Regions from separate parts of the Homo sapiens genome. Here all the other regions are linked to region 1. The links are chromatin loops, found by intact Hi-C in ENCODE. Cell type or tissue: natural killer cell. All regions are shown on one strand.

Region 1 (8,000 bases):
TTTTTTTTCTTTTTTCAAGACAGGGTCTCATTCTATCTATTGCCCAGGCTGGAGTGCAGTGGTGCAATCTTGGCTCACTGCAGACTCAACCTCCCAGGCTCAAGTGATCCTCCTACCTTGGCCTTCCAAGTAGCTAGGACTACTGACATGTGCCACTATGCCTGGCTAATTTTTGTATTTTTTGTAGAGACGGGGTTTCATCATATTGCCTAGGCTGGTATGTTACTGATTTTTGTAATTCAGACATAGAATTGTATATTTCTATCAGCTAAATTTCTTCATGATACATTTGGCCCATTCTCCTAACCTCCTGACATAAAATGAGTTGTTAGTCCTCTCGGTTTCTACTATTGGCAAATTTCATAGGTTGTTTATGTGTCCTTATACAAGTCATTGGTTCTAAATATTTAATAGGTCAAGCCTTAACATAGAATCCTGTGGCATTCATTCAAGCATTCACTGAGAGTTCCTTATGTTCTGGCAATACGTCAGGCACTGGGAACAGAAAATCAAATAAATGATGGCCCAAGCCCAGAGGGAGCTTACAATCTAGTAAGGAAGACAAACATATTAATAGTAAAACATGGTACATTGAATAACAGAGGTAAGCACCGAAAATCTAATCCACTCTAGTATTGTTTGGGGGGTATTTGAGAAAGTGTGTTAGGGTGATTAAGTAAGCAATGAAGACTTCCAAAGGCATGGTATTTGGACTGTGTTATAAAAGTAAATAGGAGTAAACTGAACGAAGAAGGAAAAGGAAGAATGCTAGGCAGAGAAGAACAGCACGTGGAGCTAGAATATGATAGCAGTTAAAAGCTCTGGGAGTAACCAGACCTAGGTCTGCCTCTCTGCTCTTCCAACTGTATGGCCTTAGACAAACTGTTCCTTAACCTATCAGAACTGTTGCCTCTTCCACAAAATAAGAATGGCAGTAGAAACTAATTCATAGAGTTGTTGGTAGAACTAAATAAGATAATGAATATAAACTAGTTAGCACAGTTCCTTGTACAGAGTAAATGATGTCACTTGGTTGTTAGGAACTAAAACATAAAGAAATGAAAGATCGCTGCATGTTAGGGAGATACAACCTGACACCTAAAACTAAGTTTGAGGGAGAAAAGCTACAAACCATTTTGGATGCAGACTTAAAACATCCGGTTGACGACTCTTGGCCAGTACACTCAGAACATGCTCAGCCTCCCAAGTTTGGGCATTTTTATGAATACTGGTAATATAACCTTGTGCCTTCCTCCTGGAAGTCAGTGTAAGACTTAACTGCAACAACCCATATAGACAGCATGAGTAGGAATAGGGGGATGCCGAAGCAGCACATCCCCACATAAAGTGAAGATACACAGCACTAGGCCTAATGCTAACTGTGTCACTCACTGCTGGGTAAAACATAGAAAGTAAGTAACAGAATGTGGGGTAAGCTAAATAGAGTGGACAAAAACTACTTTAGACACTCTAAAATATAACTTCATTTAGGGGGAAAAAGACAAAAGTATGCATAGGTGAAAAACAAGACAAAAGGAACGGCTAAACAGAATTAAGTGTGCTTATTCAGGTAGACAGCTAGAAGGAGGAGGATCTGCAAGGAAAACAATTTTTGTATGATGAGTGGATAAATCAATCACCATGTAGTACTTCTACTATCCTAGGATATAAAGGACTACAAATAATTTACTATTATTATACAAATAACAATTTACTATTATTAATTGATACCACAGGCACTGGTAAGTAATTTATACCACAGGCACTGGTAAGTTGAATAGTAAATATACTATTTGAATAGTAAAAATACTATTCAACTCTAATGGTGAAATAAAAAAATAAGTTACACGGCAAGGAAAAAAGTTTAGTGTTCTTTCAAGTAAATACAAAGAAATAAAACAGACATTTTCCTTACAATTAAAAATTATAAAAAATTATACAATTATACAATATATAATTATATCAAATAATTATACTCACTACAAGATTGTATTCTTGAAATTCCATTTCCAGCTCCATGCAAGCTTGAGTCAAAACTCTGACTATTTCGCACGGTGACCGGAGAACTAATGTTGCTACTAATGGCAGTTGTACTTGGCATCCGGGCTAGGTTAGGCATACTTCTTCGGAGCTTATCTGGAAAAGAATTTTACTAAGTTAAAAATGACAGATGTTATGCAACCAAAGTACTAGCTTTCAAAAGCAAATAACAAAAGTCATATTGTGCTCAATAATAAATACAAATTATTACATGTTGATGATCAAGCTTTCTAACCTATTGTACAGGAAAACACCCTTCCCAACCAGAAGGGTTCCCACCAAATAAGCATGTGTGATGGTTAATATTGAGTGCCAACTTGATTGGATTGAAGGATGTAAAGCATTGCTCCTGGGTGTGTCTGTGAGGGTGTTGCCAAAGGAGATTAACATTTGAGTCAGTGGACTGGGAGGGGTAGACCCACCCTCCATCTGGATAGGCACCATCTAATCAGCTGCCAGCATGGCTAGGATAAAAGCGCAGAAGAATGCAGAAGGAGCAGACTTCACCTTTCTCCTGTGCTGGATGCTTCCTACCCTCGAGCATCAGACTCCAAGTTCTTCAGCTTGTGGACTCTTGGACTTACATCAGTGGTTTGCCAGGATCTCTCAGGCCTTTGGCCACAGACTGAAGGCTGCACTGGCGGCTTCCCTACTTTTGAGGATTTGGGACTCCGACTGTCTTCCTTGCTCCTCAGCTTGCAGACAGCCTATCATGGGACCTCACCTTGTGATCGTGTGAGTCAATACTCCTTAATCAATGCCCCTTCATATATACATTTATCCTGTTAGTTCTGTCCCTCTAGAGAACCCTAACTAATACAATGTGTTAAAGGAGAACGAAACTTCTATAAAAAGACTTAGGGACTAGCTAAGCAGTTAGCTATCTGTTCCTATTCAATAAGTGGCTAAAACTATATTTAAAAAGTTAGAAAATAATCTTATAGCCATTAAATTTACCAAAACAACCCTAGAAATTAAGTTACATGCTTCTTAAAAAAAAAAAAAAAAAAGAACCCTAGAAGAATCAAAACCAACATTTACTGAATCTTTTGCTACCATATCAAAATGGAACAAATTAATAAAATTCAAACTTCAGATGTCTTGAAATATCCACTCATCACATTAACATGACCACATTAATCTCTGGAAAGTTTTAACTTTCATGAGTACGCCACCAAATGTTTGCAGATAAAAAAGACCAAGAGAATGCTTCAATTTTTTTGCCTTGCTAAGTTCATCTTCTGCCACCAAGAGGCAGCAGAGAGTCACATACAGATCTCAATGTTGAGATGTGTGAAATAACACATGTGAAATAAGCCAGCCACAAGACCACAACTCTATGAGACACTTTTTCCTTGATCAATACACATCCCCCAAAAACTAAAGTACCTATGTCAGGTCATTTAAACTGAAAAAAAAAGCATATATACGAGTACTAAGCCATAACTAATTCAAGGACAAAACTAATTCAAGTACTCGATTCCACTCTTCCTAGAGCACAGCATGCGTCACCCACTTGCTGAAATCCCTCCAACTCCTCAATTCCTCCCCTGCTCCCTCTTCTGAAAGGCCAAGCTCCTGAGCACAGCCCAGATGAGGGCTTCAAGGCCCAGGCTCTTTATACTTCTCCAGCCTGGCCTCTCAGCCTGCTCCCCGACCACAGGGGTGAACTCTCTCATACCTGTGAGCAGGCTGGTCCCTCCATGTGGACACCCAACCTCACTTTGGAGAAGGAACAAATGAACAAGGGAACAAACATCTATTGTGTTTACACTAAATACCAGACACTCTGTGAGCTGTTGGGGATACCACAGTGTATTAGGCAGATACAGTCCAGAGTCTCATTGAGTTTATAGTCAAGATTTATGGTCTAGGTTTATAGTCTAGACCAGTGCTTCTCAATCCTTCCCCACCCATTGTTGATCCTAAAGAGAAAATCTAAAATAAATTTAATTAAACTTAAAATTAAATTTTTTCCCAAATAAAATAAATATTAAAGATTAACATTTTGATAGGGGTAAACCATGGAAGATCATAAATCATTGTAATATCTAAAATTTTTTTCACCCCTCCAACTTACAAGATATTTTTATCTTTATTGATATATACCGCAAAACACTAAAGTGCACATATCAGAGCATTCAATCTTGTGGTCATTTTCTTTCAAGCAAAACCAGAAAATAATGATATACTTGAATGCTAATCCAAAAGGCATTCAAGTCAAAATCAAACTCAGCTCTTCTTATTCCCCTTTCATACACTACTCCTTTGACATTACTAACACCTATTAAATGTTGCCATGTCCAGCAATTTTTGCTCCCTTGGGGTGGAAAAGGCAGAAGATTAAACAAGCACAATAAGTATACTTAGATAATATGTATAATAAGAGAGCATAAAAAATTGTAGAGAGTGCTATGGTAGAAAGCACAAAAGAATATTTTACTCATGTGGGTCTTACTAATACTTTAAGAATTGGCACAATTATCCCCACCATAGAGAAGCTTTTCTATGGACTTCCCAGCTGGAAGTATCTACCTCTCACACATTACTTTCTGTGTGTAGTTCTAGAGTAAGGATGCTCAAATATTGCCACTGACTGTTAGATTCCTTGGCAATTTTCCTCATTATCTTCTTGATGCCTATTTTTAACAATCATACGTCTCGTATTCCCAAATTCCTATTAAAGTTCCCAGCCTCACAGAGCAGGTACTTTATATATCAGCAAATATTATGTGTATGATTTGGCAGACAGTGTGTAGTAAGAAGGGAGGAATTAGAAGGATTCATCTCTACATAATCTTAGTGGCCATATCTAGATCTTTTGACTATTACAAAAACTGGTGTAAAAAAGACAGCCTCTATCAGTACTAGACTATTTTCACTATACATATTTCCAATACATATATTTTTAAGCAGCAGGGAGGCACAGGAACATAATTATATGCTATTGAGAAAATTAATTGAGCTTCTATATTTCTTTTTAAAATCTCTCTCCAACTATTTACTATAATAGTTTTCATACATATAGAAATGTTAAAAAATAGTATCATAAACACCTGTTTTTCCACCTGGCTATACTGGTTGTTTCCATTTTGCCATATTTAATTCATCTCCACATGTACTTTTGTTTGCTTTGCTAAACAAGATAAAACTTCAGACATCTTGACACTTTAAATGCATATTGATCTCCTGAGAAAATTCTATGGAATCACAATATTGTAATCACATGTAAACAAATTAACAATATCATATGATAATCTGCATACAAAATTTTTCAGACATCCCAAGAATATCTTTCACAAGCTTTTTCCTCTAAACCACGATCCAATCAAGGTCCATACGTTACATTTGGCTATGCCTCTAATCTGTGTTAGTCTTTAAAACCAATCTTTACTCATATTTAAGCAACAAGTCAGTTTCACAAAGCTTTAATCCTGAAATATGCTCTTAAAAATAAGGTCTTCCAAGTGTAAATATTTAGGACACTATTCCCCTTGGAACAAAGCTGTGATCTCCAACTTGTGTCAGACCATCTGGAAATGAGGTACATTTCCTGTCAAACAATGTGGAACGTTTTAATAACCACATATTCTTTAAAGTTCAGGGAACCAAAAGTAATGTTCTAGTTCTATCTTCACAAGAAATCAGCAGTTTAATCTTCAAGGGCTGAGATGCAGCAGGAAACTGGAAGAATAGACCAAGTAAAGAATTCAAATGAGCTTGCTCACATTAAAGAGGCAGCAAGACTCATCACTCTATGAACAAAGACTCAGGAATCTTTAGGACTAAAGGAGACACTCATTGTCCACCAAACAGCTAGATCTAGGCATCCAGGCAACACAGGCTCCAGGGGAGGTCCTCATGATAATAAGGACTACATCATGCCTCCAGTAACCCCTGCCATACCGTAGAATTATAAAAAAGTTGGTAAAGATTCTACAAGTTGAGTCATTTTGATATTTAGCAAGTTATTCCAGTTATGCTTCTTTTAATTCTATGAATCTCAGAAATATCCCAGAAAGTTTTATGAACCATCTCTTTAAATCTAGGCAGTGTAGGAACTACAAAAGCAGTAAATATTAATATACATTTCTAGTTTATTCTCAATTATTTTAAAATGAATCAACAGTTTACAATTATTTTCTATCTATATTATTTTGATAATTTAGAAAAATATTTAATAGATTAGCTTCAAAGTTACCATTCTTATTTCAGTTTTTTGCTCAATATTCTATAGTAACAAATGCAGGCTAGGACATCTGAATCATATGTTAATAAAAGTTTAAAAACAAAAGGGGAGAAGACAACCTTTATTTAGCACATCCACTCCAGGCTACATGCAATGTAACATTCATTATTTCATTTATTCCTTATAATATATTTAGGTGGAGAAAATGTGTACCAGATGGTTTGGTGTGAAATTATACCTAAGTTTCCTAAGAGACAGATATCATCTTGTCCACATTTTAGTTAGGGAAACCGAACCTTAGACAGTTGAGAAACACAGGATCTACTGGACTTCAGAGCCTCTGCTCTCAACCATTAAGCTAATTAGTCAGAAGTCATATCCAGAAGATTGCCTTTGTATTCCATTTTTCTTGTATTGTGAAAACTAGACATTTTAGGCAAAATAAAACTACCATAAAGGGACCTAAACTGTGATATGTCTCCACTTTCCTGTGAAGAGTATCCCAGCACAGGATTCACAGAAACCTAATCCTTTTCAAACGGTGTTTGATGGAAGTGAATACCACTTTTCTGAGGTGCAACAAACAGCTAAGCGGAGAAAAATGATCCCATTGACAATATCAATCAAGATGCAGAGCTAGCATCTGCTTGGCAACTTGACTACGATGTTCTAAAACACTTTAAGTAAAAAAAAAAAAAAAAAAAAAAAAAAGCTTTAGAGAAATAACTCTAGGTGCCCTCTCAATTTTAATAAGATGTTATGACTTCCACTAAGCACATGGAATACATTGTCTTTCTGATCTATGAGCTTTAATATGTTAGTCATGATGACATTTTTTAGCCACCACTCCTTTAAACTTGAAATCTCAAGGTAGTAAGAGAAATTACAAATACAAAATTTTAAATATTTCCAAATGATCTCTTAATTAGCATCAGCATGAATGATACCAGTATAAAGGAAGAAAGGGTAAAAACTAAATACAGGGTTATGGCTGATCACTAATACAAAATTTATATTTGGCCTATAAATATTTTTAAAGACCATTTGATCACATCTGGACCCAGCTTTGAGAAATAGTGCTATATAATAATTAAGAACTGTAATTGTATAATTATAAATTTTTTTATTGGTTTGTTTCTCCATAATATATAGAATTTATGTGTGAGGGTTCAGGTGATCATTAGTACAAAAACACAACAGGCTTAGAATATTACATGATTGCTTCTCCCATAGTTCTTAGAAGTCAGAGTCCAACTTCTGCAAGTGTGGAAGAAAGATAAATGATGAAGAGATAGAATAAACGAATGACACAGACAGCAACCCACCATGTTGACAAGACAGATCAATTTCCCATTACCCTGTCAAATGCTAATGGAAAGCAACCTCCATGTTCCTGCTGCTACACAGATCTTAATTCTAGATGTCAGGAGATCAGAGGGAAAGACACATCCCAAACTTGCCTAGATCTGGCTGTGTAAGAGCAGCATCCTCTGCAAGCATCATCATTCATGCTTACAACCTCACTCTGTGCTAGGAACAGACAGTAAGAGACTGAAGGCTGTGGACAAGGTAAGGAATGACAACTCACAGACTTTGCCTCCATGGGCTTGACCACAAACTTCTCAGCTTGTACAACCCTGCCTCTGCCACAGGCACCAGCAACAATGCAGAGATGCCGCACATTTATAACTCATTCCGAGCCAGCTATGTCATGAAGGTTTTCTTGAGGCTGTGCGTTTATAAATCTGGGACACGTAATCAGAAGCCAGTC
Region 2 (8,000 bases), 160 kb after region 1:
AGAAAAGATTCATAAGCTCATGAATATAAAGTATTTAGCACAATGCCTAACAAGTCATAAATTCCTGATTAATTTGGGCCATTATAATAAATAATGCCCTGTCATTACTAAATTTTTTGTTTAATAAATGCTTGCTATACTTTTTTTTTTTTAAGACAGAGTTTCACTCTTGTTGCCCAAACTGGAGTTCAATGGCATGATCTTGGCTCACTGCAACCTCCGCCTCCCAGGTTCAAGCAATTCTCCTGCCTCAGCCTCCCAAGTAGCTGGGACTAAAGGTGTGCACCACCATGCCCAGCTAATTTTTGTAGTTTTAGTAGAGATGGGGTTTCACCATGTTTGCCAAGCTGGTCTTGAACTCCTTACCTCAGGTGATCTGCCCACCTCAGCCTCCCAAAGTGCTGGGATTACAGGTGTGAGCCACCACGCCCAACCTAGTAAATGCTTGCTATACTTATTTTTTAATTGCACTTAGAAACACCAAGACTTCGACTTAGCCTTTAGAGAGAGATGCAATTGCTAAGTCACTTATGTGCTTGAAGATGCCTGGCACGATGACACTATAGCAAGAATAGCTGCTGAGGGTAGTCCTCTTAGAGACCCTAAATTAACAGCCAGTACATAGGTGAATCCTGTCAAGTAGTTTTAGGTATCAATGGTAGAATTGTTGCCTGAGAATAAATACTGAAATACAAAAGTTGCTGCCTCTAACAACAACAAAAAAATTAATGCTCTATCCTTGTGTGTGACAAACACTACCCAGTCCCTTGACACAGTAACCCATTACTGTTTCTTGCTTGATATTCTACCCACTAACTCTGAGACTAACAATCTGTTCATGTCCCCAAGGGAAAGAGCAAACCCACGAGTCCTATAAATTTTAGCCCCAGGCTTTCCTGACTGGCATGAGTCACAATGATGAGATTATCAGGATTTGGAGTTGCTTTATCCCAAGAAAATTAGCATAAATCATGAGAAGACACTCTGTGGCAAATTAAATAAAATGGATACTGTATTCCAAATAAAAAACTTAAGCTTTCAAAATGACTTTAAATTGATGAAAGCTTTGGATATTAAGTTTCACCATTGCATTTGTAACAAATTAAATGCTCTTAATCAGATAGCAGTAACATTCCATTTCACAAAGAGCAGCTCGGATAACTAAAGCCATTTCTACTCCCTGTGGATGGTCCAAAGAAACAATACTCTATGATGACTACCATGAACATTTTTCCTGATCCCTGTCAAGCAGCAACTTCTCTCTGTGATAAATGTACCTGGCTGTGGAATTTGAGCATTATGGCTAGGGAGCAGGGACAGGAAAGTTAAACTAACTGCCTCTCTGACAGTTTTTATTTGATTTACACCAAACCATAATTTCCCTTCAGAGTCACTCACTTATCTGTTTCTCAGATATCCCGATCACCCACCAAACCACTGTCTAATCCCTACTGGAAACAAAATATTACCTGCAACAGAAATAAATCAATAAAATTAGAGATCTAGACACTTCAATGAGGGAAGACATGGAAATGAAACATTCAGGACAATTTCTATAGACTCTGTCTGGATTCAGAGCTCCTATTTTGTTTATGAATTTGCACAGAAAAGCCAAGTGTCACATTTTCTTCTCTTCAATTCTTTTGACAGAGACTGCAATCTCTAACAACACTCTTAGCATTACTAAAATCTATTAAACAAGGAATATTTTTGAGAGCTTTGGACTTAAACAATGGAATATTATGATTTTACCATAATCTATTAAACACTGTGTACAAAGCATCATGTCACACACTGTAAATGGCAAATAAGACAAAATATCTGCCCTGAGAGACTATAGAGATGATAGAGAAGGTAACACACTTATGCAAATAACAGGAAACAAAACTGAGTATGATTCGCTCTTATAAAATATGAATAGTGCAACTCTAAGTGCTAATAGAGGCAGAAGTCACATCTCACTGGATCACTCAGGGAAGACAACAGAGAAGGTGCCACTTGATCCAGATCTTGAACAATGGGCAGGGCTTGGATGGATTGGCATGGTGGCTTGAGGCTGGAAAAGGCTACCATGTGGTATAAACAAAGCCAGAGTATTTGGAAACTACAGAGAGAAAATGGTTTCCCTTGATATGAACGTAGGATAAATATAGGAGTGAAAACAGAAATAACTGGAATGTGAGGCTGGAGCCAGGTTCGCAAGGGCTTTGAATGAGGTTATATGCCATTGAATGGGCAATGTGGATCTGGTTCAGTGATTGAGCAGAATCTTTGGAAAAATTATGGCATTGATGGGTGATAATAGTTTAGTGGAAGGAAAGCCTGAAGAGTGTAAGTAAAGCTGAATAACTACTCTAATAATCTGTGAAGGAGTCAATGAGGTTTTAAACTAGGGGAAATCCGTGTACACATGAGGGACATTTTAGATGTTTAATTCGTGCATGCATGATACTACTTAAGGGGAAGGGGAAGGAGAAGGAAGAATCAAGAATTATTCCAGAAAGGTGAGTCTGCAGGAATTCAAGAACAGAGAAGTGAGGAACAGCACATTTGGGAAGGAATTTGGATATGACCTTGGACATCCTGAGGGGTGGTGCTAGGAGATGAGTGGAGATCTGGACCAGCAACATAAATACAGGACTGGATATTTGGAATGAGGCTTGACAGCTGAGGTCACTGGGTGAGTAAAATTGCCAGAAAAAGCAGCAGAGTTGGAAGAGTGTCCATAAATGTTGGCACCATCCACTATTCAGGAATACTTATCTGGAGAAACTGATGCTTTCTTATTTTAAATTATATACGATATACAGCACTAGGATTTTGTTCATATTTGGAACTTTTAAAGGTGTGGTTAAGCATTTTTGAAACACCAGGGAAGATAAAACCCAAGCTCAAAAGCTCTGAGATCTCACCCTTTGTCACTTCTCTGAAGTGAAGTGGCCACTTTGACGATGTTATCAAGATCCTGACTCCTTCAAACAATGAAAAATAAATACAGGTCAATGATAGTCGAGCTATTTTTGAAGGAGCTAAAATTTCTCATTTGTTTTCAGTAAATAAAGTAAATAGTCTAGGTGGTGTTCAGGAATTACTGAGTTTAACAGAATGACAAAATGGTTCTATTATGTCAGCTCATGGCACACAGAGACACACACATCCCCCACTGACACACACACACACACACACAGACACACACACACACACACACACACACACACACACACACTCCCCTCTGTTATTCCACCTGGGTGTTGGCTCTGCCATCTAGTGCTCACTGAAATAACTACATTTTCTCCTGAAGACTTGTATTGCCAGCTCCCAGGTTCTATGTTACAAAAAGGACATAGAAAACAAAATCCATTTAACTGACAAGTAAACACAGAAGTGAGTTCAAAAGGTTTTCTACCAGAACCAAGCAGCATTAAGCAACAGATACAATTAATTAATTAATTATTCCTTTTCACCCTAAAGGGGTGAAAATGTTTGTCTTCTCAGACTCTAGAATAGGTGGAAGCACCTGAGCACATAGAGGGCTCATGTATTCCAAATCAGATCAATGCCAATATCCCTGGATCATAAAAGGAACAATTAGGAAAATTCTTATAGTAATTAAGAACTGTGGGCTGGGTGTGGTGGTTCACACCTGTAATCCCAGAACTTTGGGAGGCCAAGGAAGGAGGATCCCTTGAGGCCAGAAGTTTAAGATTAGCCTGGGCATCAAAGGGAGATCCCCATCTCCACATACAAATTTCTTTTTAAATTAGCTGGGTGTGGTGGCCTGTGCGCGTAGTCCCAACTACTCAGGAGGCTAAGGCAGGAGGATCTCCTGAGCCCAGGAGTTTGAGGCTGCAGTGAGCTATAAGTTCTCTGCTGCACTCCAGCCTGGGTGACAGAGCAAGATCCTGTCAAAAAAAAAAAAAAAAGGAAGAAGAAGAAGAAGAAAAGAAAAGAACTCAGTATCTCATAGATGGTTAATAAGGTTCCATGAAGAAAGGATTTTGTAGCCAAGTAAGTTGGGAAATGTAACCGACTTTTGCTGATTTGGAATACACATAAGCACACTAAAGATTCTGAAAAGTTCTGTGGCAGAAAACTCTATTAAACTGTGTTTCCTAAATGTAGTGAAACACTGAACTCTTCTTTTGCAGAACATGCATTGACATCCTGTGGCACATAGAACACAGGTTGGGGAATGCCAAGAGTGGTGCTGTAAGCTCCTCAGAACAAGGGAAACATGACTTTCTCCAAAGAAGAGAATACATGTGATGTGTCTTTTAGAATGGCACTCTTCTGAAAGTCAAACGGGGATAATATAAAAAATGAAAAGTATATAAGTTTTAAACTTCAAAGTAATTTTTTCAGTCATAAAAATCTTTTGACTGAAAAATTATCATATTGATAGACCTATAAAATTGCACTGTTTAAAAACTATTTTCAAAAAGTAATTTTTTTCCTTAGAAAAGGGAGAAAAAGAAGACACATCCAGAACAAATGCTAGACTAAATAGGATGTGCAAGACAACAAGCATAAATTAGAAGTGTAAATCGGGAGACCAGACATTTGGGGAATGCCACCTTACCCTCCCCCCCGACGACATTTGGTGAATGTCCCTTAACAAATGGCATCAATGTGCTTCTTCCTGATGCTGCAGGATTTTGTAACACAAGTTCAACTGAACAACTGTATTTCCACCTCTTTATACATCCACACCAACTATATCATAGACCTCAGAGCAGGTCCTGGGAATAAAGAGGTGAGCAAGCTTTCCTGCCTTTAGTGGGTTTGATCTTATCCTGTTACCTTGTTCACACCATTTTGGTAGTTTTCTTAATGGAAAGTTTGGGATAGAATTAAAAGGAACAAAATTCTGAAAGTGCCTACAAAAACATTTATTAATATTTTGGAGTCAGTTGGAAAACTGATTTTGTCTACCTTATTATTAATTGCCTTGCATTTTTTAATGTGCTGAGAAAGCATACTTTATCATTACTACAGTTACATAGATATAAATAGAAATCAGTGTACCTTATATTTCTTTCAGCAGATCTGTTGGTTTCTGTATATACACCTGGTTTAGGTGGATGTATCTGCCTATATTTTCAAAGTTAGAAGATTATATCAGTCAGAAAAGAAAACACTTTTTGATAAATTGAAATTTATTTTAAAAAATTTATGTACAAAAAGATCAGTGTTTGTTGGAACCATAACACTACCTGAGATAACAAACTTAAATTCTTTGGGTTGGCGGGAACTCCAGTATACTGAGTTTGTAATTTAATCTATCTTTATCGCATATTTGTAAACCACTGGATCTATCTAGACTTATAAGTTCTAAATATGTTTATGTTGTTTTTTGTTCTCCATCAATAAAGCATTTTCATACTTATCTCTATCAGATAATGATATAACATTTTAAAATATTAATTTTTGTTATGGGCATCAAAGGGATTTTTTTCTTAAAGAATTATCCCATTTGAATACTATCAAGAAATATATTTGTTCATAAAAGGTGGGAAGAAGAGTCTATGTTTCAAGTACACCTACTACATTGGGAATGACCATACTAAGCTGACAGAATTAAATTTTATTATGTTAGGTTCTGGCACAATTTAAGACTTTTCTCTACTCTTTTTTAAAGTATCTGGTTGACCTACTTATACATTCCTACTTGTTCTCAAGAAGCTATATTCGACTATTTTTTGTACTCCTGAGGACATGTGTTAATTACATAGGAAACACTTCCATTTCATATTCTTTCATTAAAATCATCTTGCTGTGATTAAAGTAGTCAGGACTTTAAAAAAACATGCAAGTTGTCCCAATTTTATTTTTTAGATCATTGGTAGAATAAAGAAATTTGAGTAGTAAGTTCCTGTGAAATTTAGCTTCCTTTAAATTTAAACAAGCTTGTAGCTCTAGTGATGCTGATTTTAGATTAGAATATCGGTGGTACTAAGGCCAATTAATTTTAGCCCCTTAAAACAATTCTATTCAAATTGGGATTTAATTGCTCAATACTAGAAGAGTTAGAGGAAAAATAATGTAAGATTAAAAAGCTTGAGAAGATATTTTTAAGAGATCATTATAACCATCATACAAACAAAAAGTTATAAATCTGATCTATATTTTTAATTAGTTCAGTGAAGAAATATTCTCTTGACTCAATTTAAAAAATTATGCTCTCATCCTATGGACAAAATTTCAAAGATCCTGTGCAGTTTCACTGAACAGAAATTCAAACCTGGAGTTTTAACACCTATTGCTACATGGTCCTGCTGCCCAGTCAAAACTTTGTAACTGAAGTTACTCTCTTAATGAAGAATATTTCTATAATTGTGTCTACTAAAAAGTAGTTCTATGGTTGTGTCTTATTAAAGAATAGTTTCATAATTGTGTCTTACGTGGTGTCAAAAAAATCACCATCGAAGAGCAAAAATACAAAAGAAGCAACAGTAGGCAATCAAGGAGATGTAATGTAGTCAATCTCCGTTGAGTTACTATTTTTTAATCTCACAATAATAATGGAAATGTGGGGTGTACATCTTGAAAAATTGTTCAAGATATATTAAACAGTTTAAATGTAACACATGGGAAGAGTTCAGATCTCTGAATTTGTTTCCAAGTATTAATTATAGAGTGACAGAGATTCAAAGCTGAGAAGCAAGTCTATTTTTCCTGATTCAGAGACAAGTCAATTAGAACATCTTTCAAAATTTGTGATAGTTTTGAAATAAATTACAAATCCCTTCAGTAAAAAAAGATTAAAGAACTACTCAAAGGTATTTGTAACATAAGCAAGGATTTGAGTGGTAACACAAAGTTTCAAGAACATCGTTCATCAGAATCTGTATCTCTTAGTGGGAAACTTAACTTGGAACAAACATGAACAAAAAATACATTTTTAATATGGTTTATATGTATATTATATGTGATACATGTCAAATACATATATGTATTTATATTTGTATATTAGGAGCAAATATATAAAAAGTCTGTGTACAAACACTTTCTGAACATGAATATTGTTCCATTTTTATCTTGAAGGCATATTTTCTTAAGACAAGTTAGCCATTAGTATTCAAAGACAAACATAAATAAACATATGTGTTGGGAAATAAAATTAGAAAAAGTTCTACAGGCGCTTCTTTAGGGAATGTGCACACAAAACATTCATGCTTTGCCCACAGCGGGTCACAGTCCATTTACTTTCATTTCCCTTGAACTTCATTTTGTCAAGAAATTCTGGAGTACTAGGTCTTACCTATTATCCTGTCTCAGCTGGTTAGGAGAAGAAACAGGAGAACTGGGCTTTGGAGGTATTGGAGGGTGAACACCTGGTTCCCTTTAAAACAGAAAACAGCAGTTCATTTCACCATGGAAACATGGTAAATTTTAGCATCTATTAACTGAATGCATTTATTGCCTACATAAAAATATCCTTTGCATCTTACAACCCCCATGTGTGAGGTACCTGAAAGGTCAGAATCCATGGAGCACTAAACTTTAAAGAAGTCAAATATTGAAAATATGTGTATTTTTAAAGTTTATTTAATCAGGTTCTTGAAAACCCAATCCTCTTTCACTATAGTTTGGACTATACTATGTTCTTTAAATAACTCAATATTTTGCTAGTATATCTAGCTCTAGTCATGGCATTTCAGGTCAGCAGTGCATGAGAACTGTAAATGGTCCTTGGGTATTAATATATAAGCTTCTTTGGGGATTATGTCAACTATCAGGCTGCTATGGAAACAGCAAGAAAAGGCTTTAATTTCAGAGACCTCAAGGTAGCATTGATTTGAAGCTCTTAACTAAATCTGACTTAAATATTGTCAGCACAGGCCACTTTGATGCTGACAAAGCATATATACAATCTACCGTCAGCCTAAACTTTCCAATGAAGCACCACAGCAGTCTCTGAGTTGGCAGGACTTAATGAGGTAGGAACTGGAGATGGGCAATTATGTGCACATTTTGGATGGAGTCAGCACCTTACTAAG
Region 3 (8,000 bases), 260 kb after region 1:
TTTTAGTTACTTAGGCAGATTAGGTTTTCCCTAAATAAAGTGTCGGCAATGCTATTTTTGCACAGAGATTCCAAATAACAGCCCTGTCCTATCTAACCTATAAATTCCAAATGTGCTGGATTTGAAAAACTATGATACCAAATATACAAACTAAAAACACTAGTAATGTAAAAAGAAAAAAGTAATCATTTATAACCACCCATTCTAAAAGCAATTGCCGTAAAATGAAATTTAGAGTCCTGTTGAGTGTGTCAAGGACCTGTATAGCAAACCTACAGAAAAAAGCCTCTTTTTTTTTTTTTGTCGAGGGGATTTATACTCTCTTCATGTCTGCTAATTTATTCCAACTGCAAAAGAAAACATTCAGGATGAAAAATTATAGGAATAAATAAAGATTCACACATTTACAAATGAACATTAGCACATGCAATTTTTACAAAGCTTAAGTGAACTGGTAAGTACCTCTTGGAAGCGTTGTTATTATTTCAGGACAGATGAGCAGGCCAAATAAAAACTAAAAACAAAGATCAATGTCATAAGATATTTCAATATATTATAAAGCTATAGTATGTAAGATATTCATATTTGCTGAAAAATATATATATATATAAACAAACAAAACCTTGACCATATCATAGATTTAAACCTTCAAAGTTAAAAGATTTAAATTTTAAGTCCAAGCCTTTTTTTGAAAAAAGAAGAAATCTGAAGTATTGGAAAACTTGATATAAAATCTTTTGAACACTATGTCAAACAATTAAATGAGAAACTTGAAAAAACATTTGCAGCAAATTCAATAAAGTTAATTATTTTAAAACAGATACAGATAGAGCTGCACAACAATGTGAAGATACTTAATGCCCAGAACTGTGCACTTGAAAATGGTCAAAATGGTAAATTTTATGGTTTATGTTTATATTTTATCACAATAAAAAATATACACATGTGTAAATTCAGTAGGAAAAAAACTAAGGACCTAATATATTCATGGGAAAGAGATGGCTAGTTACTTCAAAAAATAAAACATCACTTATCAAATATTTGGGAAAGTGGTCAACCTCACGGATAATCAATCTCAAAAGCAGTATGGTCCTATGATGGTCTATCAAAAATATATCTCCTGCAAAGGTTTTTAAGGAACTAAACCCAACCATAGGTTGTAGTCTTGTGAAATGGGTACATTCCAATATCAGATCCCTTCCTGATGGGACCACAACCTGTCATAACATCTTTAGAAGCAATTGACATACTTTAGAAGGTATTGCCATGGGTGTGTTGGATTGTTACTCAACAGCCATTTCTCTTATTCTAAAATAATTAGACTAAAATAGTTTCCTAACTTGCTAAACTGCAAAAGCCAGAAAGCTGAAACTCCATTTTCCAGATGCCCTGGTCGCTGCAATTCTGACATGGTTTGTGTTGGTACAAGTCAATGCCTCTTGGTGAGATTTGAGAAGCAGACATGAGGCAGAGGCCTTTTTGGCTGCTTGGCATTTCTTTTGGCAACCATAGATGTAGAGGCATTTGGGTTTATGATGACAGAGTTAAGAGAACTACAGTGTCCCTTCACTGTCTTTACATAGGTCAGATCTGAGGCATCCATTTGCTGGCATGAGTTTCAGCCAGCATGGTGTGGTTCTGGATCCTGCAGTGCTGGTGGTCACTTTTCAATTCAGCAGGTGGTTTCCTGACCATTCATAAAAGAGGCATCAGTACCCTTGCTGGCCCAATTCAGAGGAAAGCATAGAGAATTATTCCTGGAAGTTCAATCTAGACTTTCTCCCCGGATTCTGTAAGGCTTTTAATATCTTATAATAAGTATTTTTCTATTATTCTCCATGGCTTTGTTCTCTCACTGAACCCCAGTTGATATATGCATCAAAAATATTTTAAATGTTTATATTTGTGGCCTAATCATTCCACTTCTGGAATTTTAGCCTATGAAAATAATACTTCAGATGGATAAGGTTTGTAAGCAAAAATATGTACTATAACATTATTATTTCAACAATGGGGACTAATTAAGTAAAGCACTGTTTTCCTGCTTTTATTCCAAAAGACAATGAAAATTACGTCAGGTTTGAACAGGGGAGTGATATTTTCTGACACGGTTTTAAAAATCATCACACTTGTGCCAAGAACAGAATGATTATTATTTTTGAAGCCAGGTGGTGGATTCAGAGGAGCTTACTCCAGTCTTCTTTCTACTTTTGTGTACACTTGAAATTTTCCATAATAAAAATAAAAGAACAAATGTCATGCAATATGTAATGTAACACCAACTACGTTAAGAACACTCTGTGTAGGAGAAAATATAGAAAAAAAACCTTAAAATTTTGAGGTTGTTGTTACTATACCTCATTTGAATATCTTTCCTGTGATTGACAGAATTCTAAGGACCCAAAACTATATATCATTCCCTCCTCCCCGAGTGTTGGCTGGTCCTGTGAATATGATGGAATATTGTTCCTGTGATTTTATTTTGTTATATGGCAAAAGTGAAGGGATTTCACAGAGGTAATCAAAGTACCTACAATTGACTTTGAGTTCGTCAATAAGATTACTCCAGAGTGGGTCTGACCTACACATGTATGTCCTTTGACAGGGGCCTAGACCTTCCCTGAAAGGAAAGATTTCTGTGACCTTGCAGAAACAAGCCACCATGAGTTCTACAGCTGCAGAAAATGAATTCTGTCACCACAACCTTAGCTTGGAATGGGACCCCAAGCCTCCAACCAGACCATAGCCCTGGCCGACACCTTGAACACAGCCTTGTGAAACTCTGAGCAGGGGACCCAACTAAGCCAAGACAAGATTCCTGACCCACAGAAGCTGTGAGATAATAAATGTATATTGTTTTAAGCTACTAAGTATGTGGTGATTGGTCATGCATCAATAGAAAACTAACACATTTACTTTTCACTTTTCTGAATTTTCTAGATTATCTATAATAAATATGTTTATTTTATAATAGAGGAAAAAACTTTTTACAACAAAAATAAAAGAGAATTAATGTGGATAATTCAGGCTATATATTCCAGAAAAGAGAACTGACATCATTTTTCTTCATGTTATTAACAAAGTACTGCATTAAATAGGAGGAAATTTTCTCTTTGTACTTTAATGCTCTGGATCAAATCCAAAGTTACCCAGCTCAAGGCTAAAAGTGAACACACTCCGTATAACTGAACTAATGGTTTCTGAAACAAATGTACTGAAAGATAAGCCTTTGCACCATTCTTCTCTTGCTGTACTATGATTCACTGAAACCATCCTGAATAAACAGATTTTAATTTTGGTTTAGATTCCAACACCCAGCAGGCTACCCCACTGATTAATGATGATAAAACTAAGCAGAAAGGGAAGCCATTCATGAAACAAACAATATAACCATCAATCAAGCTCACAGCTGATAATATTCAGATACTGAATAGTACTTGACTCTCTAGCACCACTCCATGGAGACCTGCTGAGCAGCTAAGTGCTTTAAAATTAATAACAAGATCAGCAGTGCAAAGGTTGATGGTGTCAATGGGGATGAGGACTCAAGGATATAATGCAGTATTTACGGATCATCCATGATGAGCTAGTTTCTCTACAATGCATGCTTAGTTTAAATCCTATATTAGGATTTAAGCTTCTATATTAGAAGTACAAATACTTCTTTCTCTGACACGCATCTGCCTCCTGCATCAGTCATATGGGGAAGTTAAATGGAGACCGTTGCATCTTTTGTTTTTGTTTTTGTTTTTTTGTTTGTTTGTTTCTTGAGATGGAGTCTCGCTCTGTCGCCCAGGCTGGAGTGCAGTGGCACGATCTTGGCTCACTGCAAGCTCCGTCTCCTGTGTTCACACCATTCTCCTGCCTAACCTCCTGAGTAGCTGGGACTACAGGCGCCCGCCACCACACCTGGCTAATTTTTTGTATTTTTAGTAGAGACAGGGTTTCACCGTGTTAGCCAGGATGGTCTCGATCTCCTGACCTCGTGATCCGCCCGCCTCGGCCTCCCAAAGTGCTGGGATTACAGGTGTGAGCTACCACGCCTGGCCGACCCTTGCATCTTTTAAGTCCCTACTGGTAAATTTTTGGTTCCTTCAGCCAAGTAAAATTGTTTTCCATTTACTACTTTATGTATTTGGTGTTGTGTATTACTACATTATTTATTCAATCTATGTCTACACTGGGCACCACAAGAATCCCAGCCCTATTTCCCTCTATTCTAATCCCAATTGGCTCCATGAGAAATGAAGAATTCCTCACTCCTCACCCCACCCCTAATTTATTTTTGCCAGGACATTAAATCACTACCTGACACACCATATATTTCACCTGTTAATTTTTCTTCCTCTAAAATTTTCACTCCACTAAGGCAGAAAATTTTGGTTGGTTGGTTCACTAAAATATTACCAGTCCCCAGTGTCTGACACACAGTAGGCAATCAATAAAAATTGTTCAAATGAATGAACAGATGAATGAATGGTATTCCCAGGAACTAGCTTAATTCTAGTTTAACTCTGAGCAACTGTTGTATTACCCCTAAAAGGTCTAGACATTTCTCTTTCCCAATGCACAGTCATCCCAATAGCTGAAGGTCCCTTTGCAGAAGGCTGGAAGAAATATGCTTATGTGATATGAACACAGAGTTCTTTTTCAAGAGTACCTAGGCATCCTTTTAGTATCTGAAAATTTAAGTTTGGAAATTGGTAAAAGGCCAACACTTTCTTATGTGGTTTGAATTTAGGTCCCTGATGGCCATACCTAGAGTCTTTGAGTTTTGGTTGGTGTTAGTATTATTTTAGAAATCAAATATTCTCTTGCTGGGTTGTACATATAATTTATTTCTAGGACACCAATGACTGATTAGCAAATGTCAAAGATTTCTAGGGTTAGACCATTTTGACGACACACTGACTCCCCCTCCACCTTCTCCACATCTGCCCAGACCCATTTGCGTCCAATGTTTAAGTGCTGCTATGGGGCTTCTGCTACTCTGGGATCCTAGTATCCCAGTGAAATCAGAGAGCTCATTTCAGCTGTGTCTCCTCTCACTGCATTCTAGATCCACAAAGAACATCCTCTATAGGGATTTTTTTAATGCTGGAATTCTCTTCACCAATGAATTTCTCAATGCATGCATCAACAAGGCCTTGGAGCCAGAGTTAAGAATTAAGAAATTGATGGCACACAAAAAAATTCCCTCCCACTTTCCTACATCTGTTTCATTTCTTCCTTTATAGTATAACACAAATATCTAGGCCACCGCTGAGTCCAAGTTTCATCAGTTGACCACAATAAGTAACTACAATCAACCCCAGTTGAATATTGTGTTCAACCTAGTCACAATCTAGGTACCCGCACCTAGATTGTATATAGATGAGGTGCAGGTACATATATTGACATATCGTACTTGATCTCAATCACAGTCCTCCCACTTTAGTCAACATCCTCAGAATTTATTGCCACGTGCATCAGCCAGATTTTTGCAAACATAGCAGCAAAATTTTGTAAATTTGGGGAGTTTGACTTTAAAATAGGCTCTGGGACATGCCTACCTTGGTTGCAGGGGAGGACAGTGCACTGGCATGGGAAGATTTACACACTGAGCAACCCAACTTCTCTCACGTCTCCACCCTGTGTTGGCACCTACTTAATACCCTATGTCAGAGCCCCAACTTTGATCTAAGAGGCTAGAAAAGGTTATACATTGATGTAAAGAAGCAACTTGGAGGATAAATCTTTGAGTGTGGGTTCCAATTCAGCACTATCTTAGAAAGAGACTAGTTTTCAGTGGGTGGCTTGAGCTGAGAGTTGAAGACTTTCAGTTTGTCATTTTCTGCCATTGAAGTGTCCATTGCTTAACTCTACAATCCTTGAATTCCTCCACACCCTTCAACCACTCTCTTGCAGCATACATTTTTCCTCCCAAACCTAGCATTCAAGGGGGCTATCACCCGAGTGGACACAAGTGATCATTTGATTAACTGTTTTGTTTTGTTTTGTTTTTTCTTCACAAATTTCGATGGATGCTCAGGTTCAGTTTCTTAATATCAACCTGATTTCCAATTCCCCTTAAACCCTACCAAGACAGAGAATAAAGTACAGTTTCCCTCCTGTTTTCCTGAATAACTGTTGCCTACAACTTCTGGCACAATTTTCAGTCACAGTCAGGACTTTTAGATGCAAATAATAGAAACTGACCCTGGTTAATTAAAGCAGAAACAGAAACTATTTAAAAGATGTTGGATAGCCCATATATTCTCTGGGAGGGCTAGAGAAGCAAACTTATGGATTTTACAGCTGGAAACAATTCCCACAGTCAAACCACAAGACTTATCAGGTAAAGACATTGGAACTCCTGCTGGACCCAGACAGCACAGCACCTTCCAGCAGCCAGTGACCAGACCCTGGGTGCTGCTGCAGGAACTCTACTGCCACTGCTGCCTTTGAGAACCAAATATGGTTGCCGCCTCCACCCCCAAATGTTGTCCAAATATATTCTGGGTGGTGTGTGCTTCCTTGTGTCCCAGTTTCTCATAGTCTCGAGAGAAGATGGATCTGATTGGCAGAGCCCAGCCCCATGCCTTAACAGCAAGAACCCTGGAGAGGTGAGTAGCTGGATGGCATCAGAGGGAGAGCATTTCCCAAACATAGAGAGTGGGTTCTGATACCTGGATGGCAAAAAAGAAATTGGTAAATCTCCATCATACTGGCTTTATGAGAAATGATAAGGTCTGTGAATACAGACAGCCCCAGTTTCAATTTGTGCACTTTCTTCACTTTCTATTTGACATTGGGCAAGTTCATCTCTCCGAGCTTTGTTTTTTCTCGTAAGTAAAAACCTTCCCTTGCAGAAATTAAAAAGTAAGTTATGTGGATAAGATAATTCAAAAAGTGAAAGCTATTACTTGAAAAGATAATTGAGATATATATAATATTTTGTGAGGCCTCATCTTGGTAAAATATTCAACTTTTCATATATTTATGCCTATTCTCCCTAACTAGAGGATCATGTTTTATACTAGTTTGTATGTTTTATACTAGTTTGTATTTCCGCAGAGCAGTAAACACACAGATACATACGTGTGCACTTAATAAATGAACTAATATCCCAGATTATAAAATAAAATGAGAAATAGCGAACACTGATGCAAAAAACTGAAGAGGATACAAAAAAATGGAAAGCTATTCCATATTCATGGATTGGAAGAATTAATATTGTTAAAATGTTTATACCACCCAAAGCAATCTACAGATTGAATGTCATCTCCATCAGAATATCGATGACATTCTTCACAGAAACAGAAAAAAAAAATCCTAACCATTTACATAGAACCACAAAAGACCCAGAATAACCAAAGCTATCCTGAGAAAAAACAACAAAATGAAAGGAATCACATTACCTGACTTCACAAATTACACTACAGAGCTATAGTAATCAATACATCATGATACTGGCATAAAAACAGACACATAGACTAATGAAACAGAATAGAGAATCCATAAATAAATCTATACATCTACAGTGAACTAGTTTTTGACAGAGGTGCCAAGAATGTATATATTGGGGAAAGGACAATCTCTTCAATAAGTGGTACTTGGAAAACTGGATATCCATATGCAGAAGAATGAAACTAGACCCATATGTCTTGCCATACACAAAAATAAAATCAAAACGGATTAAAGACTTAAATATAAGACTTCAAACTATGAAACTACTAAAAGAAAACTATTGAGAAACTCTCCAGGACATTGGTCTGGGCAAAGATTTCTTGAGTAATATCCCACAAGCACAAGCAACCAAAGCAAAAATGGACAAATGAAATCACATGAAGTTTAAAAACCTCTACACTGCAAAGAAAACAATCAACAAAGTGAAGAGACAACCCACAGAATGGGAGAAAATATTTGCAAACTATCCATTAATCTCTTGTCAATACTTTACAAGAACCCCATTCTGTGGGGTTCTGTGGGGTGTTGTTGACTACAGTCAACAATAATTT

What was found. A loop is a pair of places that touch in the nucleus more often than their neighbours do. Peaks named below come from ENCODE experiments on the same cell type or tissue, not always from the same donor. Only the 100,000 strongest peaks of a DNase experiment are listed, where the experiment ranks them.
Region 2: it touches region 1 in a loop (9-fold over the local background); 79 of 110 quality-filtered maps call a loop at or near these places.
Region 3: it touches region 1 in a loop (6-fold over the local background); 49 of 110 quality-filtered maps call a loop at or near these places.

What each region holds. Positions count from the first base shown.
Region 1 is chr13:77,747,339-77,755,338 of GRCh38, reverse strand. SLAIN1 (SLAIN motif family member 1) reads right to left here. Exons shown (of 7, transcript NM_001242868.2): 5 at 1,981-2,136. Among named protein-coding and RNA genes, the nearest start is that of MIR3665, 53 kb to the right of the region's middle. In natural killer cell, a CTCF peak has its summit at 3,319 (motif pointing left); a DNase peak (open chromatin) is centred at 3,298.
Region 2 is chr13:77,588,486-77,596,485 of GRCh38, reverse strand. It overlaps SCEL (sciellin), which reads right to left. Exons shown (of 33, transcript NM_144777.3): 10 at 7,262-7,342; 11 at 5,026-5,091; 12 at 2,913-2,972. Among named protein-coding and RNA genes, the nearest start is that of SCEL-AS1, 14 kb to the left of the region's middle. In natural killer cell, no CTCF peak of the experiment used is centred here; a DNase peak (open chromatin) is centred at 3,235; H3K27me3 peaks cover 195 bases.
Region 3 is chr13:77,488,522-77,496,521 of GRCh38, reverse strand. No RefSeq gene overlaps it. Among named protein-coding and RNA genes, the nearest start is that of SCEL, 43 kb to the left of the region's middle. In natural killer cell, no CTCF peak of the experiment used is centred here; a DNase peak (open chromatin) is centred at 3,451.